2 separate regions of the Mus musculus genome follow, and region 2 is linked to region 1. Evidence: chromatin loops called from intact Hi-C (ENCODE). Cell type or tissue: gastrocnemius. All regions are shown on one strand. Links, peaks and the distances in the headings refer to the core of each region. The heading gives the core; the rest is flanking DNA.

What was found. A loop is a pair of places that touch in the nucleus more often than their neighbours do. Peaks named below come from ENCODE experiments on the same cell type or tissue, not always from the same donor. Only the 100,000 strongest peaks of a DNase experiment are listed, where the experiment ranks them.
Region 2: a loop joins it to region 1, with 2.2 times the contacts of the local background. A loop is called at or near these places in 12 of 42 quality-filtered maps.

Annotation. Positions count from the first base shown.
Region 1 is chr7:89,416,868-89,421,814 of GRCm38, forward strand. No RefSeq gene overlaps it. Among named protein-coding and RNA genes, the nearest start is that of AI314278, 7.0 kb to the right of the region's middle. In gastrocnemius, for the core only: a CTCF peak has its summit at 2,328 (motif pointing left); no DNase peak of the experiment used is centred there; H3K4me3 peaks cover 339 bases; H3K27ac peaks cover 1,384 bases.
Region 2 is chr7:89,336,651-89,341,597 of GRCm38, forward strand. It overlaps Tmem135 (transmembrane protein 135), which reads right to left and starts at 2,137. Exons shown (of 15, transcript NM_028343.5): 1 at 1,798-2,137. The coding sequence starts at 1,938. In gastrocnemius, for the core only: no CTCF peak of the experiment used is centred there; a DNase peak (open chromatin) is centred at 2,144; H3K4me3 peaks cover 1,579 bases; H3K27ac peaks cover 1,688 bases.

The DNA of each region.
Region 1 (4,947 bases), core at 786-3,285:
ACTAGCCTTCAAGAACATTCTCTAGCCTCAAAATGGGTTACAGGATAAAGACCTACCACACAGTGTTACTAACTCTAGGTTTCTGTTCCTTGCCATTTCTTCTTTGCCCTAACAAATATTTGCAGAGTGTCTGATGCATATTCAACACGGGAGTAGGCCAGAAATGGAGAAGGGAGGTGATTCAAAACCAAACCAAACCATGAGAGATAAACTCTAACTTTGAGTCCCCAAGCGCAGTTGAATGAACAGAAAAGAAACTTAGCTTATGTTAGTAGGCTTTAAACCTGGAAAAAATCACTGCTTTGGAATGCTGAGTGAGTGCCCACCATGGGCCAGCCACTGTCCTGGCAAGGTGCTGTGAGGAACATATATCTTCCTTGACCCCACCCTCAAATTGGTGCAAGGAGTTTACTGTACCCATGATGTTATTTCTTCTTGACACCAGCCTCCAAACTGCTTCAGCTTAGATAAGAGAATGGCTTTTGGGTATTCAGCAGCATGTAACCCTTTCTTGGCCGCTCTTATCTCGCCATTCAATTTTTTTTCTCACACAACTTTGAAGAGAGAAGGGAAAGGGAAGGGTGAGTGTAACAGACATGGTGACCCTTAGAAGCCTGGCTCTGTTCCTCTTAATGACCCTCTAAATTGTGCATGTAAAGCATGAAAGCTAAAAACTAACCCGCCTCGATGTGCCATCAGAGACGTTGAATAATTAGATTCTGATAAGTACCTCCAGTTGGACATCTTTTCCAAATACATGTTGATTTATAACGTCTGTGCCTGGTAGGGAATTTCTATAGGTGACTCTGCCTGGTATCTTTGGAAGTTGCTTCTGTCAATACTGTCATGCCACAATTCTAGAACCCCAGTTAGATTGTTCTACAGATGTTTAAGGGGTACACGCCCATCTGCCTGCCTTCACCCAAGCTAAAATGATAAATGTGTGAATAAACTTGACCCTGTGTTGCCTGGAGGGAGGTACCGGGCACCAAGTCTTTTCAGCATAACTGGAGTCTGAGATTCTCAGAGTGGGAGGGAAGGGCAAATGAGGCCAAGTTGTGAAAGGGCCTGGAGGTTGGCTTTGGGGAGTCAGTGGAAAGCAAGCAAAGTCTATGTTGGTGGCCTTCTGGGCTTTGCTGTTGCTGCTGTGTAGACTGTGGGCTGGAAAACAGTCAAGGCAGAGCTTGGATTAAAAAAACTGTGAAGGCAGAAAGGTAGGTGCTGAGGGACACAGAGGGCAGTGATCAGCAGTTTTCACATAAGATGCAATCTTGTCCTTTGCAACCCTGTCCAGTGAACTAAGACTTTACTTCTAAAATGTACTCCTCTGTCTCATTAGATACGGTACACTCAAAATGGCCAACTAGAGATTAATAGCATGCAAGGTCACAGGGGTCGAATCACTGACTCACAGTGTATGGGGGCATGAGTTTCGCTGCGCTATGAGACTCCCCTGTGCGGCCGAGGGTCTGTGGCACACCATGTTGGTAGAAGGCACAGATTCCTTAGGGTAGAAGAAAATGTTTATTCATTTATGGAGTGCTCAGGGACCCACCAGCAACTCAGGACTCGGGAGTTTCCTGCCAGACTTATTTCCTGGAATAGTTGACACAATTTCCTATTAAAGCCTTCATTTAATGCAGCCTTAGTCCCAGTCATCGCCTATCTTGATTTTCTTGCTTAACAGTTTCTTCACCAGCTGCTGCTATCAGTAAAAGCTGGGGTGCTTGACAGATCCTCTGAAATATTTATCCCTCTTTCCCTTCCTTTGAAATCAGAATTCTGGATTCCATTTTCCATAATGAATGAGAGTCCCATTTTCTAGGCTCTCTTGTTTTTGTAAGCCCCCCGTCCCCCAACAGCAGATCTTCCTTTTGGGTTTACATCAGCATTTAGCTAACTTCCTGAACACTTCACTCATTTCCTGAGCCTATTCCAAGGAAGGGAAAACATCCTACTTCAGAAATAAATGCAAATAATCGCAGAGATTATTTCTATTAAATAAATAGTGTAAATGCAATGGAATTTCCTGCAAAATGTCAATTTACCATGGATATTTCAACAAAAAGCTATCGGCCACAGCCTCCCTAGTAGGTCTCATTGTATTTGTGGGTAGTCGGAGGAATTAGAACCAGTTTGTCAGTCAAAGATGTTTCTGAAGAGGTAGGTTACACACAGCTGCAATGTTTCCTCTTGTGGAATTGAAAAAACAAAAAAACTAAGAAACCCGAACACTGGAAAATTGTTATCATTAGGTCAGTAATTATGAAGTGCTTTTGTTTTTGTTTTGTTTTAAAATAGGAGTCTTCTGACACCTACTGGTTATGCAAGGTAGAACAATTTTAGGGCAGAAACAGGCATTTTGTTTGTTTGCTTATGACTTTTCTTGGAAGAAAACCCACTCCTTGAGAGCACTTCTGAGTACCCCTAAGGCCCAAGAATGCAGAAGGAAGGTGAGAGCAAACATTTTCCTAATGCATTTCCTGTCATGCAAAATGATGCTTCCTCCTCAGAGCCAGACTGGCTGTAGGTTAAGAGTGGATGAGAACTGTGAAGCTCTTAGGAGATGCTGTGAGAGAGAGAACAGTCTGAGAAGGCCTCTTCCTGCTCAGATGTCTGCTAGTGGAAGGGAGGAGTCCCTCACTACTGGAGACAGCTCATGGGCATCTTCAAGACACATTTAAGGCCTGAGCAGCACCTGCCATTTTGAACTGCTTTACATGGGAAGTGTCTGATGTTTTGAGAAAATGGATGATTGGGATCTCAAAGGATCTCATGCATTCACCTACAGTCCTCCCACACCTGATAGAGGACTATCCAGGGCAGGTAGCTATCTGATGACCTCCTGTGCCGTGGCCATGAAAGGATCTACGATGCATCACAAGAGGTAACATTCTTTGGTTTTTCGAGACAGGGTTTCTTTGTATCACCCTGGCTGTCCTGGAACTTACTTTGTAGACCAAGCTGGCCTCGAACTCAGAAATCGGCCTGCCTCTGCCTCCCAAGTTATGGGATTAAAGTTGTGTGCCATCGTGCCCAGCAAGAGGTAACATTCTTCCTAAAAGTTCAACGTCGTGGTGTGATGTGCACAGTCTGAAGTCTGGCTGTTCGTCTGTCTCCCAGATTTCCCATGCCTTCTTCCTGTGACCCAACCAGCTCCAACTCCTCTCAGCTCTGCACACACAAACACACACACACACACGCACACACGCACACACAGTTTCACTTTTTTCAGCTGTATGGACTTATCATTTATTATCATTCAGAAGACCTCCATCCCTTCATATCTTTTCGATTCGTTCTTCAGGTTTCTGTGTTCTGTCCTAGGAACCTTTCCAAGGTCAGAGAACATTGATGACGCCCACCTTTGCATTGCCTCCCAGAGTCCGTCCAATTACTTTATACTGTTTCTGTGTGTTTGCCTCCTAGGTTGTTCCCATAGACAAGAACCTTCCATCGGCTGACACTCTGGCTTGTCTGAAAGCTCCATAAATTTTCACTGATGCCCAAGCAGCAGCTATTTGTAGCAGGAGATTGTTCCACTTGGTACAATGTTTAAGTAGAAACAAACTATTGCGGGGTGACAACTTCCGATGATAGGGTGGGAAGTCTGATATCTAGGTCTTCTGAAACATTTATAACAATTTATTATCCCAAATGACCTCAGCCTTCACCCCCTGAGGACTAAGCTCTAAGTTTCTATCTAGTTTTAATATGGCCATTCTATAGGTATAGAACTCACCATCAAACACAGGTTCATAAAGATCTGGAGTCATTTCAAGACTTCTTGAATTGCTTACAAAGCTTTCCCATGCACGTGGCCATTATTTCTGGTGAGATGTCTATATCTTTCATAAACAAGATCTGTGATGTTGGAAGACTAAATACCAGTGGTAAAGCACCTGAAGTAGACACCTACACTTGATCTTCAGTGGATCTTTGGGAGTTATCCTCCTCTTTCACGCTGCAAGAGGGAGGCTCAGAGTCTAGCAAATTTCATTCCACTGTCCTTTGTTAGAGCATACCTTCAGGTCTCCATGTATGCTTTTTAAAAAGATTTTTATTTTAAGAGGATTTTTGCCGTGAGTTATTTGTTCTGCAGTACTCATCCTCAGGTTCTCAGTGTAAAGATAAGGGTGTGGTCTGAACTTTTTAAAAAACATTTATTTTTACTTTATATTGTATGGGTGTTTTGCCTCTGTGTGTGTGTGTGTGTGTGTGTGTGTGTGTGTGTGTGTGGTGCATGTAGTGCCTGCAGAGGCCAGAAGAGGGCGTCAGATCTCCTAACTGCAGTTAAGGGTGGTTGTTAGTCACCACATTAGTACTGAGACTCCAACTTGGGTCCTCTGAAAAAGCAGCCAGTGCTCTTGACCACACAGATTTTGTCAGTTACCCCTTTACTGGAAATATTAGTATTGCCTAATAAAACAATGGGAGTATGCTTGGAAAGTCACATACAGAGCCCACAAGTCCCACTCAGGCGACACACACTGGATATCGGAAAAACTGCATGCAAAACTGGTCACTGAAGTAGCCTGCCACTGTAGTCAAGGCCTACGCACTGCTTGGATGTGTCTCCTCTTTGGCAGTAGGTACCATTTACTAAGTCACTGTAACTGGCAGATTTAGCTTCATGGATGAATGACTTGGGCAGTCATTCAGGGTGTCACTTACTAAGCTGTCTTGCCAGCCCAGAGACTCGTACTTTCATTTTATACCTGGTCTTGCAAATTATGTTGCTGATGGGTAAAGTGCATAATCTAGAAGCATGGCTGCGTATACCTGAAGCAGTACCATGTAGTAGAAGGTGCATGAGTTTAGACATCGACATTTGGGGGTTCGAATACTGGCTCTGCCACTTAATAGCTGCATGAACTTGAATAGGTTGAACTCTCTAAGCCTTGCTGTTCTTATTGGATATGGTGGTCTGGTTACTATGTTATCTAA
Region 2 (4,947 bases), core at 1,192-3,691, 80 kb before region 1:
TTTGTTCTCAAGTAGTATTTAATCTAGTTGAAAATGTAATAGTGACACAAGTCCTTTCTTGATCCCCACCAACCCTATCTTGTTAGAGTAGGAGAATCTCTGCTCCAGTTGCTTCCCTGAATTCCCCTAACACTGAATAGAATCAGTATATTGTTTATGCTGTAGATATAATACCAGGCATTCCACAAATATGTGTCGAATGAATGAACGAATGATGCTATAGATTTCAGGAGAAATTAAATTATAAACACTTCAACTAGTTCCTAATCCTTGAGGTTAAGAGTAATTTTTGAACAAATTACCTGGAATAGTTCTGCTTGCCTTTGTTTTGTGAGGGGTAGGAGATGGAGGAACAAGACAAGGATTCAGAACACAGGACCTTGAACATGCCACTAAGTTAAGTCCCCAGACTAGAAGAGTCTTCTTGTACGGCTGTTTAAGAGTCCAATGTATTTATAAGTGTTTACAGAAATCTGGGGCAGAGTTCAACAGCAGGACTCTTATCTTGAAAGTACAAGACAACAGGTTAGAATCCCAGCAACACCAAAATAATAATAACATAGTAACAAATATAAAACAATGGCTGGCCAGCATTCATATAGAAAAGCCAGTAACAACAGTCTTTAGGGAATGTATGTATATAGATACAGATAAACGTCTATATTGGTCAATGCTCTAGATCTTCACTTAACAAGGCTGGTATTCCCCAGTGTCTACACTACGTTAGATTTTATCAGAAATGTACTCTCTAGCCCCCACCAAGACCTACTGAATCAGAAATCCCATTCTAACATGATCCCTGGGGTTTCCTTAAAATACATTAAAGTGGGGAAGCACCAGTTTACATCATGAAAAGGGAACTTGGCTTCTGCAACCTCTCAGGGAGTCACTGTCTTTTCCTGTGTTCTGTCTATAATTACAAATTAGACTTCTCCATTAAGTTACAAACATAATCATACTGTCAAAGATGTCATCAGCCCAAATTACTACCTCAATGAGAAATAAGAATGGATCACTCATTGAGTATTGAACGAACTTTTAGGAAACATACAAAACATACAAAAATGATGTCTACCTTCTCAGCATACAGACAAATGGGAAAATGACAATGAACTTCAGTAGCCAAATAGCACATCTTCAGTGCCAGGATGTGGGAATTTTCTCCCACACAGTGGCACTCACTAGGAGAAGATATCTTTATCAGTTCTCGATGTTACTGGTAGGTTTCCAGATACTCTCTCTAAGCTTCCCTACTTGTAAATCTGTATAAGAAAATGACCTCAGCAACACGCCACTAAAACACCTTCAACGAAATCACCGCACAAAATCTCAAACCAGGAATCTACTCTGGGAACTTACGAAAGAACAAACCGTCAAGTGGCATCTCTGTCATCTCAAACAAGGACAAAATCTGTGACTAAGCAGGCTTGGGGTGGGGGTGGGGGGGTGTACAGAACACCCTTTTTCATATGAAAATGGGGCCGGAGAGTGGTAAAGTGGGCTGAGGGGACACTGTGTGCATGCATTGACTAAATATATACACAGCTCCAACATCTCTCCATCACAGAGTCTCTGAATCCAGGTTCTCAGAGCGATCAAGTGTAAGGCACTTGACCCTACCTGTCCAGAGCACATCCCCATCCTAGCAACAGGTGTCCAGTGACAGTTCACCATCGGGGTCCCCTCCCCCTCCTTCCGCCTAGGACTCCCCCCAGGCCTCTCACCACCCCTAAAGCTGACCTAGAAGCAACGAGCCCCGGGAGGCCCTGCACCTGCACCAGCGCCAGCCCTGCTCACCAGGTACAGGGGTGCGTAGATCCTGAGGGACTCCTCCAGGGCGCCCCAAGTGATCTGCAGGAAGGAGACCCTGCAGGAGGGGTGCCAAGTGTGGCCGATCTCGTAGCAGTTATGAGGGATGGACTTGCTGAGGGCCGCCATGACGAGTGGCGGTGGCAGCTGCGCGTGGTCAGGGGAACGCAGGGTTCGGCAGGGGCGGCAGACACGCAAGGGCGAGGCGGGCGCCGCGCGGGCCTCGGCGTGCGGGGTGCGAAAAGGTCACGGGAGCAGGTTACTCAAGGCCGGAGTCCTCGGATGTTGGCCGTCCGCGTATGGCAGCGCGAGGGGGCGGGGCGCGCACGACGGAGGCGGGGAGGGGAGGCGCATGCGCGCTCCCGCGGATGGGCGGGCTCCGGACGGGCAAAGGAAGCGAGCACCTTCACCCTCCGAATAGGAGCACGACTCAGAGAAGCACAACCGGGAGCGTGATGGTGGATCCCGCCTGGGTCGGGCTATATAGCTCAGCCCTTGTCCTGTCAAAGCCTGGCCAAAAAGAGCAGAGGGTAGTGGAACAAAAGGATTCTGTGTCTTTGCTGGGAGATGGAGGCACTTGCACCACTGTTGTCCCTCGTCCCATTGGTTCACCTAAGACTATCTGCGGTTGCAACACAACCTTCAACATTCTTGCTACTTGCTCAACCTCCTAAGCTCTATTGTGCCTGTGAAGTCTTGAAAATACTAATTTAGATGTGTTTAAATGCATGCTATATGGAAAGAGACAGTAGAGAGACCTGCCAGCCCCTAATGGAGTCCTAGCAACAGAATCCTTCACAAGTGCTTATCACCCAAGCAACATACAGAGCAGAGGCAGCTGCAGTGCAATAGAACTCCTGCCTGGCTAGAGAGCTTAATCTAAAACTGATTGCCATGACAATCCACCTGCCATATAGCCCTTGTGTATAATAACCTGCTTTCTTTGGACTTGTAAATTCTGTACTTTTTAAAGCAGAAAGGCTTTACCTTTAGATCATTCTCTCATATTTATTCAGTTCCTTCTACAATATTTACTAAACTAATATGATTTTCCAGCCCCTGTTTGAAACCCTGGACAGACAGATGTGGAAAAGCTGTGTTTCTGCTGCCAAGAAACTAATGTTCTAGAAGTGAGAAAAGTAACAGATAAGACAGGTGTAAACTATCTGCAAGATGCCTAGCTGTATACATTTTATGTATGTTAAATACCCTGCTAGCTATCACCTGTTTGCTGTGCTGCTTATAAAATGACCACTTCACTAACATGACATCCACACACTAGCCAAAAGGGCCAGAGAAAGGAGAGGGAAGAAAAACTTCTCAGGCTGTGCCTGGCAGCACACATCTGTAATCCTAGCACTTGGAAGGCTAAACAGACAGGTCTGGAGTTCAAGGCCAGGCTGAGCTATGCATTGAATTTGAGACCAGCCTAGGACTCTATCAAAAGACCTTAGCTTTTTCAAAAAGTAAAAAAAAAAAAAAAAAAAAAAAAAAAAAAAAAAAAAAAAAAAAGATAGAAACTTTTAGGTAAGCCTATGCAAATCTGTCAGCTAACATTTCAGCTTGGGCAAATGGCAGCTAAAGGCTGATAGTTATATCACTGCACAAAATGGCAAAACAGATACTAGAGACACTAATAGCATCAGCCATAGTCGCCTCTGGCTACTCAAACATCTGGACACATCATTCTTCCCCACAGATGAATGTACTTCCCATGAGAGACAACTGAAAGTGCCCAATGGTATGACATCCCTTTTGAAGTTCAAGATCTCCCTGAAGATCTGCTGTCCATTTTGTCACCCCACTCAACATGCCCAATATAGAATCAAAAATGGGAACAAAATAATCACTGTGTTTAAAAAGCTCTCCAGCTCAGAAAGGACATGGATCAGAAACACACAGTGTAAGCTTGTGCCAGCAATCACACGAATTACAACTCAAGCTTACCTTACTAACATCAAGAATCTATTCCTGAAAGCCTGAGGGTCTACAAGAAACAATGTTAAAAACGTTTTAGGTGAAAGACAAAGTGCATTATACACAAGCCTCCCTTCTTTGATTATTTGAAGTAAAATATTAAATATAAATAAGAGACCATCATATGGTGATCCTCAGCACTTTATTTTCTTTTTATTGAAAATGGTTTTTCATACAGCATATTCTGAACGTGGTTTTCCCTCCTTCGTGTCCTCTAAGATCTTCCCCACTACCCCATCCATCCAACTCCATGCTTTCTTCCCCCCCACCCAACCCCCCACCCCATCTCTTTGGAAACAAAAAAGGTAAATTTTAAAAATAAACAGTCAGACAATGTAAACAAGCAAAGAAAAAGCACAAACACACACACACACACACCATTACACATAAAATGGGTAGAGAAATAAATAAGGAAAAGACAAGTGAGGTTTTAAAAAAATGCACAAAGTTTTGTGAGGCACTACATCTCCAAAAAGACCATTAAGTGTGCTTCATGGTGACTATCTACTGCCGCACATGGGACCTCCCTTAAGGGTGATTTGTATACCCAGTAAGAATCCATGGAGAAAACTATTTATTTCTTCTTAATGAGCGGTTGTCAATTGGAGATAGCTTTTGGATTAAGGATGAGGGCTTTCGTGTCCAGTTCCCCTCTCACCACCAGGACCCCATCTGGCTTAAACTTGTGCAGGCAGGTCCTGTGCATAACGACTGCAGTCTCTGTGGGTTCACACAGACATCAGTCCTGCTGTGTCTGGAAGGCATTGATTTCTTGGTGTGCTCTATCTCTTCTGGCTTTTACAATCTTTCTGCCTCCTCTTCTGCATAACTCCCTGAGCCCTCAGCGGAAGAGTTTGATAACAGCATCCCAATTGTGACTGTTTCAAGGTCTCTCACTCTCTACATATCATTCAGTTGTGGGTCTCTGTATTCATTCTCATCTGCTGCAGGAGGAAGCTTCTCTGATGGTGACTGCATGGTACTTTTTAAAACACCAAGTTAGAGTTGGGATATGGCTCAGTAGTTTAACACTTGCCTAACAGGCTGGATGACCTAGATTTAATTCCCAGCAACACAAACACACACACACACACACACATCACCCCATAGTATGAGTGGTAACAATTAGTTACTTCTGAATATAATAGATCATAGAGTTTG